Regions from separate parts of the Mus musculus genome. Here region 1 is linked to region 2. A link is a loop called in an ENCODE intact Hi-C map of the cell type or tissue named here. Cell type or tissue: left cerebral cortex. All regions are shown on one strand. Links, peaks and the distances in the headings refer to the core of each region. The heading gives the core; the rest is flanking DNA.

What was found. Hi-C counts contacts between places; a loop is a spot of excess contacts. Peaks named below come from ENCODE experiments on the same cell type or tissue, not always from the same donor. Only the 100,000 strongest peaks of a DNase experiment are listed, where the experiment ranks them.
Region 1: it touches region 2 in a loop (3-fold over the local background); 3 of 42 quality-filtered maps call a loop at or near these places.

What each region holds. Positions count from the first base shown.
Region 1 is chr1:46,977,990-46,985,954 of GRCm38, forward strand. No RefSeq gene overlaps it. Among named protein-coding and RNA genes, the nearest start is that of Slc39a10, 130 kb to the left of the region's middle. In left cerebral cortex, for the core only: no CTCF peak of the experiment used is centred there; DNase peaks (open chromatin) are centred at 4,414 and 5,312; H3K27ac peaks cover 2,010 bases.
Region 2 is chr1:47,098,507-47,106,471 of GRCm38, forward strand. No RefSeq gene overlaps it. Among named protein-coding and RNA genes, the nearest start is that of Gm39638, 150 kb to the right of the region's middle. In left cerebral cortex, for the core only: no CTCF peak of the experiment used is centred there; a DNase peak (open chromatin) is centred at 4,893; H3K27ac peaks cover 1,718 bases.

The DNA of each region.
Region 1 (7,965 bases), core at 1,731-6,730, 120 kb before region 2:
TGTTTTGAGTTAGGATCTTTTTGCATTTTCCATTTTATTTGATTGTTGTGCCGATGTTCTCTATGGAGTCTTCTGCACCTGAGATTCTCTCTTCCATCTCTTGTATTCTGTTGCTGATGCTGACATCTATGGTTCCAGATTTCTTTCCTAGGGTTTCTATCTCCAGCGTTGCCTCACTTTGTGTTTTCTTTATTGTGTCTACTTCCCTTTTTAGGTCTACTAGTTTTGTTCATTTCCATACCTGTTTGGATGTGTTTTCCTGTTTTTCTATAAGGACTTTTACCTGTTTGGTTGTGTTTTCTTGTTTTTCTTTAAGGACTTGTAACTCTTTAGCAGTGTTTTCCTGTTTTTCTTTAAGGACTTGTAACTCTTTAGCAGTGTTCTCCTGTATTTCCTTAAGTGAGTTATTGAATTCCTTCTTTATGTCCTCTACCATCATCATGAAATATGCTTTTAAATCCAGGTCTACCTTTTCAGGTGTGTTAGGGTGTCCTGGACTGGGCAAAGTGGGCGTTCTGGGTTCTGATGATGGTGAGTGGTCCTGGTTTCTGTTAGTAGGATTCTTACGTTTACCTTTCACCATCTGGCAATCTCTGGAATTAGTTGTTATAGTTGTCTTTGTTAAGAGATTGTTCCTCTGTTGATTTTGTTATCCTCTATCAGCAGGCGTGGGAGACAAGCTCTCTCCTCTGAGTTTCAGTGGTCAGAGCAGTCTCTGCAGGCAAGCTCTCCTCTTTCAGGGAAGGTGTACAGTTATCTGGTGTTTGGACCTCCTCCTGGCTGAAGGTGAAGGCCCAAAACAGGATCTTTCCCAGAAGCTGTGTTGCTTTGGCCAGGAAGGTGGCCAGTTGTCTGGAGTCGAAGATGTTGCCGCCTCAGAAGCTCTGTGGCTCTCGCCAGGAAGGTGGCCGGCCATCTGGAGCCGAAGATGGCGCCGCCTCAGAAGCTCTGTGGCTCTCGCCAGGAAGGTGGCCGGTTGTCTGGAGCCGAAGATGGCGCCGCCCCAGAAGCTCTGCGACTCTCGCCCGTCCCAGAAACGGCTGGTCTCTGTATTCCACACGGTCACCCGTGCAGCCTGTCCTCCGCGGAGTCCCGGAGCCAAGAAGGCTCCTGCCGGCGCCTGTGACACAAACCTCTCAGGCCAGGCAGACCCCCGTGCTCTCACCAGGAAGGTGGCCGGCTGTCTGGAGCTGAAGATGGCGCCGCCCCAGAGGCTCTGCGACTCTCGCCCGTCCCAGAAACGGCTGGCCTCTGTATTCCACACGGTCACCCGTGCAGCCTGCCCTCCACGGAGTCCCGGAGCCAAGAAGGCTCCCGCCGGCGCCTGTGACACAAACCTCTCAGGCCGGGGCATTTTTCTTTTTAAGAGTAGCATACTTCAATTATGCAGGATAAAAACTCTGCACTATTACGATGGGTTAATGAATGAGAGCTGTCAATGTATTTGTGATGAGCTGATATTCTAGGTTGTGTACTGCATTCAGATTTAAGCCAAGAGCTACATCTCCACTACTTGCAAAATCCCTGGCTTAAATCAGATTCTACAAAGTGTTAGCTAAATAAACAGTTGTTATCCTAACTTGTTTTTAGCTGAGGTCCTCCAGCCAAACAGCCCTCCCTGGGCTTGAGAGTCAGATTAGGTTTAAGGATATAACAGGGGGTTCAATTTTTTTGAATTAAAGAAAAGAATAATCATACTTTGGGGCTAAGGATGTAGTTAACTTGAAACAGAGCTTGCCTAGCATGCACACAGCTGTGGATTTCATCCTTAGCACAACAAAAACTATCTGTGGGAACGCATACTTATAGGCTCAGTACAGAAGAGGTAGAAGCAGATGATCAAGAGTTCAAATTCATTGTTGTCTATATTGAGTGTGAAGCTAGTCTGGGCTACAAGAAACCGCCTCCAAAAAAAAAATCCTACTTTCTTTCTCCTCTTCCTCACTTCTGGCTCATCTGTCCCTCTTACACACTGTTTATAGCTAGTTGAAAGTCTTTATTCCTTCCAGTTGGGACTATACTCAGGTATTTGGATTCCTAAGCATTTAGACTAAGGGATTTTTAAAGGTAAAAATCACATCCAGGTATATCATTCTGCAGGTATCAAGAAGCTTCATGCAAGCAAGCATTTTAACAGAAGCTAAAATAAGCAGTTAACTGGAGATGATGTGAGCGGGTGAGAGGGATGGGGGGTGGGGTGGGGGTGGGAGAGTGGGTTCTGCACAAGAAGTGAAGTTAGGTAGGGCATCTTGACCTTGGCTTCCTAGAATAGAGGTGGGCAATTTTCATGGGCTTCTCTGAAGTAGAAACCTCTAGTTCTATGGAAAATTAATTATGTCAAATGATGTTTCACTGGGGCACACAAGTGAAAGGGTGTCTTGCTAAAGTAAACACACACAAGAAAATGTTTTCCTGAGGCAGACAAAGGTGAAAGGATGTTTTGATATAGCAAACACATGAAATGACACTTGAAGAAGGAATATAAATATAACCCTATAGACAATGGGAGGCGAGCACTGAGTTTTGGTTTGGTTTGTTTTTCCTCACTTTTCTTTGCTAATGACGTACATGTATTGGTTCCTTTTACATAGTGTTGTTCAACTTGTGGTTCATCATTGAGAGAAACTCACCCAAGAACTGCTTGTGAGGTTCCTGCAGCAGCTTGCTGCTTCAACAGCCTAGCCTCAGGCTAGTTGATGAGCCTGGTGGTTTCTTCAGGATTGAACTACAGCTGCCTGGTGTCTGCCCACTGAAAGGACTGGACTGTAGCTGCTGGTTCCTGCTTGGTTTCTACCTGTTGAAAGGACTGGTCTGGGCTGTAGCTGCTGGTTTGTGTTGGTGTCTGCCTGCCAAGATGACTGGTCTACACTGAGTCATATTTGGTGTTGCTACAGGAATGAACTGCACAGAAAGAAGATCAAGCTTGCCCTCAAAGAACAATTGCTGAATAGGTCCACTTCCCCTATATCCTAATAACTTTTCTCTTTCACTACCTCTGCTGGGTGGTGGGCTAGAGAAGAGGTTGAACACTTATTAAAAGTAGGTTCCAAAAAATTTATGCCTACACTTCTTCATCAAGGAGACTAAATTTTAGTTAAACTTAAAATGGCTTTATCAAGAATACAAGGTGAGGAAACTGCACTGTCTTGTCTTGTTACAATGTCTAAGGAGAAGTAAAAATCTGTGTGCAGATACAGATACAGACAAACCATAAACATTCTTATTAAGTTTTTACTTATGAGAAGAACAGCTAATATGTGAACTTAGTTTTTTATTACTCTAAACTTTTATTTGTGCACAGGGACCACCTATGTGCCACTGTATCTGTGTGAAGGTCAAAGTACAGTTTTTGGAAGCTGGTTATCTTCTTTCTTTGTGTGGATATTTGTGACTGAATTCAGATCATCAGGCTTGGTGACAAGTGCTTTACCTGCTGAGCATCTTGCCAACCCAATTTTATTTATGTATTGTTTTGAGACAGAGTCTCTCTACATAGTGCTGGGTGTCCTGGAACTAGCTTTGTAGGCTAGGTAGGCTGGCCTCAAACTCACAGAGATCATATTACTTCTGCTCTCTGAGTGCTGGATTAAGTGTTTACACAACTAACAGAGGCTTCAGTAGCACTTAACCATGCTCAGCCTCAGATTTTAGTGTTTTGAAATTAACTTTTAGGTTAGTAGGCAAAATGATGGGTTTCATTATGTCATTTTGCACATATTGTTACTATCCTTTGTTCTCATCCATTCTCCTTCTCCAGTGCCCTTCCTGAGTCTGTGCCACACCTCCAGCTGGGTCCCCTCCTTCTTACAGCAAGTTCACCCTTCTGCTTTTTAACCACATATATTTCAGTTCTCTCTCTCTCTCTCTCTCTCTCTCTCTCTCTCTCTCTCTCTCTCACACACACACACACACACACACACACACACACACACACACATACACACATCTATGTTCTGTATATTAGAGAAAACATTGTATCTGTATTTCTGAGTGATATTTTTTTAAACTTTTGTAATAATATGATTTTCAGGTCCACCTATGTTCCTGTAAATGTCACAATTTAATTTTTGTCTATGGCTGCACAAAATGTCATTGTGCATATGCACCCTATTTTTTGCATTCTTGTGTTGATGGACATCTAGGTTGATTACATTTCCTGGTTGCTATGAATAATGAATTAATAAGCATGGGTTTTATTGAAGATTTTAAATAAATATGTAAGAATATATACTCATTTTGTGAAAGTGTGGGTGGCACACTCATATAGGGTTCTTAGGACTATGTTTAGTTGTTGCTCCTTGCCTTCCCAACTTATCTGAGATAGGGCCTGTGAAATCTGGGCTACCTAGACAATGAGTTTCTTGGGAGCTTCCTGTTTGAGACTCTCATCTCCCTGTATGTATAGTCTAGGAAATCAGATGCTTGGGTTTTGCTTATGTTGTCAGCTTGTGCATGGAGTGCATTTACATCCCTCTCTCTCAGACATCCCTAGACCTGTGCTTTCATTGTGTGGCTTTAAATGTACTCCCTGCTCAGTTTATGTAATAACTAGATAGCCTTCTCAATGCCTCCTTTTTCTTTATAGTGACATTAAAGTGATAGATACTGTTACTTTGTGAATTTAAAAAAAATATAGATAACAGCCAGCATTGCTGCAAGAGAAGGCATGTCTAATTTTATCAGGTTCAGTTAGTTACTTTAATCTTTTTCAGTATCCTACAGTTTCAATAAGAGAAACAAATGGATAATTTTTAATAAGTTATTAAAAGACATTTGAGAAGTTGATAGTACTATATAGGTCAAGACATAACAGAAAGACAAAAAATGGGAAAAGCACTATAGGGAAAAGCTGAGGTAGTCAGTAACGTCTGTGGTATTTCCCATGGACAGATGCTGGGTTCAAAGATGATTACAGTGCTCTGTCAGGGGGCTCTTTAGGCCACTTGATTTCAGCAGGGGCATTATTTTGATGGACAGGAACAAAGCATACAGATTGTGGTTATGCCATCCTTTAGGAGAAAGAGGCATATTTTCAATTTCTCATTTTTGTGACAGAATACTGCACATGTGATTAACATAACCACCCGAATTGTAATTATTTGTGGAATTTTCCCCTCTGGGAACCCCATTGTCTTTGTATTACTTGTTCCAACACTTTTTAAGCACCCCACCTTTCCTGATAATATGTTGACTTCAGTTTTGGAATAAATTTAGATTTTTCTGAAGCAGCTTTACTTGATGTTTAACTTCTGTGGGAGTCTGGCACTAAGTTTAACATTTGCAAGAACTTTCCAGATGTTATTTTAGGAGTATTGGGAAGAGCTTTTCCTTTTGTGCTCCATCCTACACCAACCCACTTATCTTTGACTTGATCGCTAAAGTCTGAAATTTGGTTGCTAATGTTCTGAATTTCTTCCTTTGATTCCAAAATACTGGACCCAGCTGGGAAGAACTAGTCACTCACACTTTATTGTGAATGAGGCTCAAGGGTGAGCTTACTTCTTGCTGTGTTGGCTGTTGAAGCAAGGGCTTATACATGGCTCAAGTTTTCCTTGAGTTTGATATTCCTCTTTCTTACTTCCAGAGTGCTGGGATTACAGACACTGGTACCCTAACATTCTGCACAGGAGCTAGCTTTTGATAATAGTGTATAGATTAAGAACACTTACTAGGCATGTGGGTGTATGCCTTCTGTATAAGTACCTTGAAGGCAGAGACAGGCAAATCTCTATGAGTTTCCAGACAGCCTGGTCTACATATTTTTGTTCAATAATTTATTTATTTTTTATTCACTTTACATTCTGATCACAGTTTCCCCCTTCCCAATCCAGTCTTATAAATCCTCCCCACCCCAGTACCTCCCCTCTTTCTCTTAAGAGAAAGGGAAGCCCCTTTGGGTACCACCCCACCCCTGAGACATCTTCTCTCAGAAGGACAAGGCCTAACAAGGAAGTCCAGGTAGAAGAAGGGGATCCAGTGGCAGGGAGCAAAGTCAGAGACAGGCCCCATTCCAATTGTTAGGGGATCCACATGAAGACCAAGTTACACAATTGTGTATGAGACCTAGGCCCAACTCCTGCATGCTGCCTGTATGGTGGTTCAGTCTCTATGAACACCCCTGGGTCCAGGTTAATTGACTCTGTAGGCTGTCTTGTGGTATCCTTTTGCAGAAGTTTTTAATTGCAATATGGGGTTTCTACACCAACTTTGACCATTTAGTTCTCAGAATACACAACTTTTCTGCCCAGGTATTAGCTGTTGATATCTTTATTCACCAATCAGAAATAACTTGTAGGCAAGGTCACATAGTGTCACTTGGGTTTATGTGCAGACTCTCTCATCTCTGGGGCAACCAGGTCTTGGGGGCTTACAGTTAACATTACAATAGACAGCAAAAGACTAAACCTCAATAGTGTCCTTGACCCTTCTACCCAGCTCAATTTTATCACCTGCTCTTCCACAAGACTTCCCACTCCCGGTGTTTGGCTGTGGGTCTCTGCATCTGTTTTCATCTGCTGATAGATGAAGTCTCTCAGGAGACAGTTATGCTAGGTTCCTGTCTGGAAGCATATCAGAGCATTCATAATGTTAGGGGTTAGCTCTCTCACATGGGATGACTAAAGTTGGGGCAGTCATTGGTTGGTTGTTCCCTCAGTCAAGCCTCAGCCTCTCCACAAGTTACAAGGAGGGACCAGGGACAAAAGGAATGCCAGGAAAAGTTCTGAACTGTGCCTCTCTCTCAGTGAAGCAAAGATCAGCAAAGGCGAGAGGCCAACAAGCATTGCACAGCTAGCTCTATAACCAAGCCAAGCTCAGGCTCCATCACTGTCCATTGAATTCTATTTATACTCCCTCCAAACATCATGTGTCTTCCATGGGTCTTTTCTCAGCATGTGAGCTTGACTTAGCAAAACTTCATATGAGTCTGTCTCAGCTGACATCACTCTGCCAATCAGTTTAAGTCTGAAGAAGTGGCAAGAAGCCACAGCACACCACCAGAAGTTTTTTGGTGCATTTCTTTCTATGGAGTCCTGAAAAATGGAGCTTAACTATGCAATGTAAGGTGGATCAATAGATATGTATCATTAACCATGACTCCTTCATCATGTGTCCTTTTACATGCTTCTTTAGAAAAACCTCCTTTCACCTATGTCTGCCTCAGCAAAACACTATCAAACACAACTGTTTTTCCAAAGAGCCTTTAAGTTTTCACTTCAGTCTTTGCTCTATATTTATCCCTGTGCATCTTCTAGGCAGAACAAATTTTTGATTGAAGGTTTTGTGGATGGGTTGATGTCCCCTCCCTCTACTTGTCTGACTACAGAAGGTGGCTACTTCAGTCTCTGTATTTACCACTGTTAGGAATCTCGACTAGGGTCACCTCTAGAGCCTAGACTCTCAGAGGCTTCCCCTGTCCCAGGCATCCAGTTAGTCCTAGAGAGGTCCCCCACTGATTTCCGTTCTTAATTCCAGCTCTATAGCCAGGGATACATAATGAGATCCAACAAACACAAAAAGAAACAAACCTGTACTGCCAACTAAACAACAACAGCAACAACAAAACTGAGAAGGCATGTAGTTTAGTGCTAGAGTTTTTTGTCTTATATGCAGAAGACCTTGGATTTGATCCTGAGCCCTTCAAAAAATAAAGCTAAATAAGAAAACAAAATCCTGAACAAACAATCAGAAAAGTCAAGGCGTTCTGGCATCTAGTGCAGAGTTGTGGTTGGTAGTTTTGGAAAGGCTCCTGGATTTATAGTCCAGTCTGCCACTGATTAGGGGTAAATGTAGAATCACTTAAGTTCCCTGAACCTCAGTTTATCCCAATGCATTGTAGGATCACCTACTCAAGAATATTGAAGACTCATAATCTATGATATGGTACATCAATAGAGACAGACATGTATGGTTAATAATATTTACATAAAGAAGCACATTAGGCACTTTAGTGAAAGTTTCCCTCCT
Region 2 (7,965 bases), core at 1,800-6,799:
ACAATTGCAATGAGATACTTAGATGGAGCTCAAAGCAATGGTGTTCCTGATGTCTCCTTTCCAGTTCTGGAGCCCAGCAAGCACTGTGCCAGCTCAGGTTTCTCCACATTCATCACACCGTAGCTTCTAACTGTATGTGGGTATGAGATAAAGGATTGAAAAGGATCTTTGCAGGATGGCCAATCAGGGCAGTCTTGATGAGTTAGACCTTGTGCTCACAAGCAGGAATGAAATGCATTAAACTTTATAGAGATAGTTCCCATATTATTGAATCACAGAGGCTAGAGAAAAAGGCGAGAGTTATAAATTTAAGGTTAATAGCATACAGAAAAAAATAATTCAGGCCTTTAATGTCCTATCTCTATGCACCTAAATCAGTCAATGCATTTTAACAGATGAGATGAATTTTACATACATATAACCTATGGGAAAGAGACTTTTTTTTTTGGTAGAACATGATTTTAATATTTTCACCTGTTAATATCAACAAAAATAATTATTTTAAGATATATTTCATTGTTATGTCTCCCCTTTGATATCTGATTTTATTAATTTGGATACTGTCTAGGTGCCCTCTGCTTAGTCTGGCTAAGGGTTTATCTATCTTGTTGATTTTCTCAAAGAACCAGCTCCTGGTTTGGTTGATTCTTTGTATAGTTCTTTTTGGTTTCCATTTGGTTGATTTCAGCCCTGAGTTTGATTATTTTCTGCTGTCTACTCCTCTTGGGTGTATTTTCTTCTTTCTGTTCTAGACCTTTCAGGTGAGCTCTCAAGCTGCTAGTGTGAGCTCTCTTCAGTTTCTTTTTGGAGGCACTTAGAGCTATGTGTTTTCTTCTTACTGCTACTTTCATAATTTTTGGTATCATGTGTCTTCATTTTTATTAAATTCTAAAATGCTTTTAATTTCTGACTTTATTTTCTTTCTTGACCAAGTTATCATTGAGTAGAGCATTGTTTAGCTCCCATGTGTATGTTGTGCTTTCCACTGTATTTTTTTTTTTTTTTTTTTTTTTTTTTTGGTTTTTAAGACCAGTCTTAGTCTGTGGTGACCTGATAGGATGCATGGGATTATTTCAATCTTCTTATATCTGTTGAGGCCTGTTTTGTAGCCATGTATATAGTCAGTTTTGGAGAAGGTGCTGAGAAGAAGGTATATTCTTTTGCTTTAGAATAAAATGTTCTAGAAATATCTGTTAGATCCATTTGGTTCATAACTTCTGTTAGTTTCACTATGTCTCTGTTTAATTTATGTTTTCATGGTCTGTCCATTGATGAGAGTGGGGTGTTGAAGTTTTCCACTATTATTGTGTTTTTATGTATCCAGTCTGTTAGTCTATGTCTTTTTTGGGGGGAATTGAGTACATTGATGTTAAGAGATATTAAGGAAAAGTTATTGTTATTTCTTGCTATTTTTGTTCTTGGAGGTGGAATTATGTTTGTGTAGCTATCTTCTTTTGTGTTTGTTGAAAGAAGATTACTTTCTTGCTTTTTCTAGGGTATAGTTTCCCTCCTTGTATTGGTGTTTTCCATCTATTATCCTTTGTAGGGCTGGATTTGTGGAAAGATATTGTATAGATTTGGTTTTGTCATGGAATATCTTAGTTTCTCCGCCTATGGTAATTGAGAGTTTTGCTGGGTGTAGTAGTTGGAGTTGGCATTTGTGTTCTCTTAGGGTCTGTATGATATCTGCCCAGGATCTTTTAGCTTTCTTTTTTTTTTTTTTAAAGATTTATTTATTATTATAGCTGTCTTCAGACACACCAGAAGAGGGAGTCAGATCTTGTTACGGATGGTTGTGAGCCACCATGTGGTTGCTGGGATTTGAACTCTGAACCTTCGGAAGAGCAATCGGGTGCTCTTACCCACTGAGCCATCTCACCAGCCCCTATAGCTTTCATAGTCTCTGGTGAGAAGTCTGGTGTAATTCTGATAAGTCTGCCTTTATATATTACTTGACCTTTTCCCCTTGCTGCTTTAAATATTCTTTCTTTGTTTAGTGCATTTGGTGTCTTGATTATTATGTGATGGGAGGACTTTCTTTTCTGGTCCAGTTTATTTGAAGTTCTGTAAGCTTCTTGTATGTTCATTGGCATCTCTTTCTTTAGGTTAGGGAAGTTTTCCTCTATAATTTGTTGAAGATAACTTACTAACCCTTTAAGTTGGGAATCTTCACTCTCTTCTATAGCTATTATTCATAGGTTTGGTCTTTTCATTGTGTCCTGCATTTTCTGGATGTTTTGGGTTAGGGGCTTTTTGCATTTTGCATTTTCTTTAACTGTTGTGTCAATGTTTTCTATGGTAACTTCTGCACTCTCTCTCTCTTCTCTCTTCTATCTCTTGTATTCTGTTGATGATGCTTGTATTTGTGACTCCTGATCTCTTTCCTAGGTTTTCTATCTCCAGGGTTGCCTCCCTTTGTGATTTCTCTATTGTTTCTCTTTCCATTTTTAGATTCTGGATGGTTTTGTTCAATTCCTTCACTTGTTTGTTTTTTTTCTTACTGTACTTCTTTAAGGGATTTTTTTTTTCTTTCCTTTTTAAGAGCTTCTAGCTGTTTACCAGTGTTCTCCTATATTTCTTTAAGGGAGTTATTTATGTCCTTCTTAAAGTTTTCTATCCCCATCATGAGAAGGGATTTTAGATGCGAACCTTGCTTTTCCGGTGTGATGGTATATCCTGGACTTGGTATGGTAGAAGTATTGGGTTCTGATGATGCCATGTAACCTTGGTTTTTGTTGCTTATGATTTTACACGTTCCTCCCGCCATCTGATTTTATCTAGTGCTACCTTTTCTTGCTATATCTGACTGAGGCCTGTCCTTCCTGCGATCCTGGTTGTGTCAGAACTCCTCAGAGTTCAGCTATCTCTGTGATCCTGTAATCCTGAGATCCTGGATGTGTCAGAGATCCTGGGAGTCAAGCTGCCACTGGGACCCTGAGATCCTGGTGTGACCAAGCTCCTAGGATCTTGTGATCCTGTGATCCTGGGCATGTTAGAGTGCCTGGGAGTGGAGCTTCCTTTGGGTGTTGTGGGACTGGCTGTGAAGTTTGTACCCAAGGTCTACCGAAAGAGACTTTTGTTTTTGTTTTTGTTTTTTTTTTTTTGTTTTTTTGTTTTTTTGTTTTTTTTTTTTTGTTTTTTTTTTTTTTTTGAGACAGGGTTTCTCTGTGTAGCCCTGCCTGTTTTGGAACTTACTCTGTAGATCAGGCTGGCCTCAAACTCAGAAATCCACCTGCCTCTACCTCCCAAGTGCTGAGATTAAAGGCACGTGCCACCACTGCCCAGCCGAAAGAGCTTTTTTAAATGTGGAATTGACAGCCAAGCTTGGGTTGCTAGATGATAACAGAGTCATGTGGTGGGAAGTTTTAGAATAATTCTCAGAACTTATTTCCAGAAGTTTTCTTGTCTAACAGATTCAATAAAAAAAATTCCAGCTGACTTCAGGCTTTAATGTACCACACTGCTGCATCTTTGTGACCTACCATGCTGCTACATCTCTATGACCTACCATGGGGCTGTGTCAGTCTTCAGCACAGTGCGTAAAATATTGATGTCTAATAAAACAAAAAACAAAAAACACAGAAAACAAAAAACAAAAAAATCAAAGACCAAAAATAAAAATCTTGGTCTGCCTTACTTTAAGGACAAGGGTTCTTTATGTATTCCAGGCTGGACTTGAATTCACTATGTAGATCACACTGGCCTTGAATATACAGTCTTCTTAAATTAGCCACCTGCATGCTCAGGTTACAGGCTTGAGAAACCATGTCTGACTCTCGGCCTTCCTCTTTTTCAGCCAGCTCTGCTTTCTTGTACATAGCAATCAGTGTTTTTCTCATGGTATTAAAAGGCAAATTAAAAAAGATATATAATAGAGAACATTTAAATTAAACCAAAATGCCAAGATATAATTGGCAAGATATGCTCCAAATATAACTTAGTAATTAAGGTTCACAGCATGCACTTTTAAGCACATGGCACGTGTTTTCCCCCTATTGTGAAAATAATGTATTTGACATGAATAGAAAAATCTAGCAATTATCTGCTAAATGCCAAAAATTTACAATATTTATCTTATATGCTGTGGTGAAGAGGCTCCATCTGGGTTTACTGATGTCAAAACCAAAGCCATAATCAGAGAATTTGAAAAGCAGTCTTTTTTTCAAGCAGAAAACAGTAGGATTCTGCTTCTTCTGTGAACCGTATGTATTTTCTGTGCTAAGGAGGTGCCTGCCTCTGTCCCGAGCAAAGGGGTTCCTATGGACATATTTCCTCATCTCACTCATACTGTGATGTGACCTTTGGTTAACTGAAAAACAAGATGCAGTAAAAAGGCCAAAGTATTCTCACTGCTACTTTTTCTCTGTTGTTTTCAGACATTTAGCTTAAATTAAATTAGCATGACAAGGGCAGTTAAAGATTGTATTAAGAAAAAAAATAGCTATGACCCAAATATAACAGAAAGACTCTAATTATTTGAATAGAATCAACATGTAAGTTTTTTTGTTTGTTTGTTTGCTTGTTTGTTTTCTGTAATCTTAACTATTTTAGCATTGAACATACAGGGACTGAATTTGTTCTTTCGAATTACTTTCTGATCTATGAGCATGGATATTTTGAACCAAGCAGAGAGTAATGAGATCTTTGCCTTGGTGAGAATGCGACTTCAACCTGTCTATTGTTATGCACGAATGCTACCCTTTACACCTTATAATGATGGGAGACAGTTATTCTCAGAAGCAACTGTAAATACCAAGTTAAGAAGCCATATGGCTCTGACCCATTCCCCCCACCCCCTTCCTTTGCTTTGGTCATCCCCAAACATATCTGGGAAGGAAATTTCAAAGTGGAAATGCTATTTTTGCTTGCTTGCATAGCCCACGCTAACATTTGTTCCCACAGCTGTTCTATACTCACACACAGGGAGGGAAGATGGCTGAAACCCACTCCCACCACTTTTGATGACAATGTATAAAACTGTCTTCACTCCCTGTAACACTTTTATCAGATGGGTCCAGATAACCATCCCATGACCACTGGGAACATGTGGCTGGACACTGTCTTTTAATGAGCTTTCTCAAAAGTTGCTTCACTCTCTAATCCTCCAGGACAAAGAGGGTGGGTGTCAGGAAAATGCTAATTATATAAAGATATTTTCTGGCTAACCATTAAAGGAGTCTCGTTAATGATGGCCTCAAAGAAGTATAAGCATCAATTAAAAGGCAAATGCAATTATTTTACTGACAACTTAGGGAGCCAAAAATGACGCCCTTTGTGAAGCTGTAATGTTTGGACATGAATAAATCATTTCAAACTGCACATTCATTTTATCGTTTAGTACTTACCGGAGGATAAATGTTAATGGGAATATGAAAAATGTGGAGAAAAGAATTACAGTAATTTACCAAGTAGTGTTGACTTCAGTCAGTTTTATAACTAGAATTTGCCGAAACAGCTTGCAATTATTTATACATTGCAAATACTTGTTGGGGGTGGTAATCAATTAAACATTCCCTCTCCTGGAAGCATTTAAACACTACCAAGCAAAAATTGAAACCCAACTCCTTTAATGAATGAAACCTCACTGAATTTTATTTCTACTGAATGCATAATTTCCCTCAAGCGGTTAACTTTCAACATTTATTCACTGTAATATTGTTGTTTAAATCAGTGTTTTTCTACATATGTGACCTGGTACGGGGAAAGCCTGCATGCTTGCATGGGAGTGTATGCATGCCTTGCTGTGGTGGTTTAAATGTTACCAAGTTAATTAACGTGCATACCAACTGAGTTGGAATTAAGTGAGCAATGAATTGAAACCATACTTTATAACAGCACGACAGAAGAACACTAAAGAATTCTGTAGGTATCCTGGCCAGGATAATTAAGTTTTACTACAATTATTTTTCAGTAAAGAAAAATTGTAGAAATTTTGAAAAATAGAGAGAAAGCTATTGAGGAAAATCTAAGGATCTCTCTCTTTTTTTAGAATTTTTTTTCTTAGATATTGTCTTCATTTACATCTCAAATGCTATCCCAAAAGCCCCCTATGCCCTCCCCCCGCCCTGCTCCCCTACTCACTCACTCCCACTTCTTGGCCCTAGTGTTTCCCTGTACTGGGGCATATAAAGTTTGCAAAACCAAGGGGCCTATCTTCCCAATGATGGCCGACTAGGCCATCTTCTGCTACATATGCAGCTAGAGACATGAGCTCTGAGGGTACTGGTTAGTTCATATTGTTGTTCCACCTATAGGGTTGCAGACCCTTTCAGCTCCTTGGGTACTTTTTTCTAGCTCCTTAAGATCTCTTTATTTGTAGCTTTTCAATGATTGTTTTTTTCCTCACTTGATAGATAACATTTGATAGATCCCTGAGAGCTTTTATTTAAAAGAAATAAATTACTTTCTATTGGTTACCTACAGAATTTAATTAGGATTTCTTACACGGGCACTACTCAGTTCTCTACTGAAACAAGGGCTACCAGAGGCAATACAACTAAAGAAAAGGACTCTCCCTTTACCTGAGTGACTTCCAATTTGTACATGCCTGTGTGGATAGAGGTCAGCTGTTATCCTTTGTTGTTTTCCTACCTAATTTTTTGAGGTAGGCTCTCTCACTGAACTTGGAGCTCACTGGTTTGCTTAGACTGGCTGGCCAGCAAGCCCCAGGGATCCTCTGTCTCTGTACTGGGATTATAGATAGGCACCACCATATTCAGCTATTTTTACATGGCTTCTGGGGTTTGAACTTAAGTCCTTATGTCTGCATGACCACTACATTACTTGTGGAACAACCTCATCAGCACCTTCAACTATTAGTTTTAAATTCCCTTTGGAAAGCACAACTTGCTACATACCAAAAAATGAAGGCTGTGAGTATTTATATGTTTTATAAAGAATGAGCTTGTGCCCAATAACTTAAGCAAATAATCATAATAATTTTCATTAAAATGTTTTCTCTTGTTATTCCTCCTCTTAGCTGCCTAACTCCTTGTCTGTGTTTATAACTAGAAGATATTCTGGTTGCTGGTTTTGCTATTTCTTTTCTCCCCTGTACCAATGTCGTATTAGCTCATCCTGAATGTTCTCAAACATACCTGAAAATTTTCCAGGATTTATCTCTCCTTGTCTAAATGCTATAAGAACTACCAAATCTTTCTTTATAATACAGTTTCCATGGGTCTTCCCAAATGTGGCATCAAGTTAAGAAAATGTGCACTTTATTCCACCAAGAATAACACATAGTCTTGACACCAAAAATTTCCAGTATCTTTATAAGGATAACATACTTGATTTATTATTGTTTTAAAACATTTTGTCGACAGCAGCAGCGGTCGCCATCTTGGTCCGGGACCCGCCGAACTTAGGAAATTAGTCTGAACAGGTGAGAGGGTGCGCCAGAGAACCTGACAGCTTCTGGAACAGGCGGAAGCACAGAGGCGCTGAGGCAGCACCCTTTGTGGGCCGGGGACAGCCAGCCACCGTCCGGACCGGAGGACAGGTGCCCGCCCGGCTGGGGAGGCGGCCTAAGCCACAGCAGCAGCGGTCGCCATCTTGGTCCGAGACCCGCCGAACTTAGGAAATTAGTCTGAACAGGTGAGAGGGTGCGCCAGAGAACCTGACAGCTTCTGGAACAGGCAGAAGCACAGAGGCGCTGAGGCAGCACCCTGTGTGGGCCGGGGACAGCCGGCCACCTTCCGGACCGGAGGACAGGTGCCCACCCGGCTGGGGAGGCGGCCTAAGCCACAGCAGCAGCGGTCGCCATCTTGGTCCCGGGACTCCAAGGAACTTAGGAATTTAGTCTGCTTAGGTGAGAGTCTGTACCACCTGGGAACTGCCAAAGCAACACACTGTCTGAGAAAGGTCCTGTTTTGGGCCTTCTTCTTCGGCCAGGAGGAGGTCCAAATACAAGATATCTGCGCACCTTCCCTGTAAGAGAGCTTGCCAGCAGAGAGTGCTCTGAGC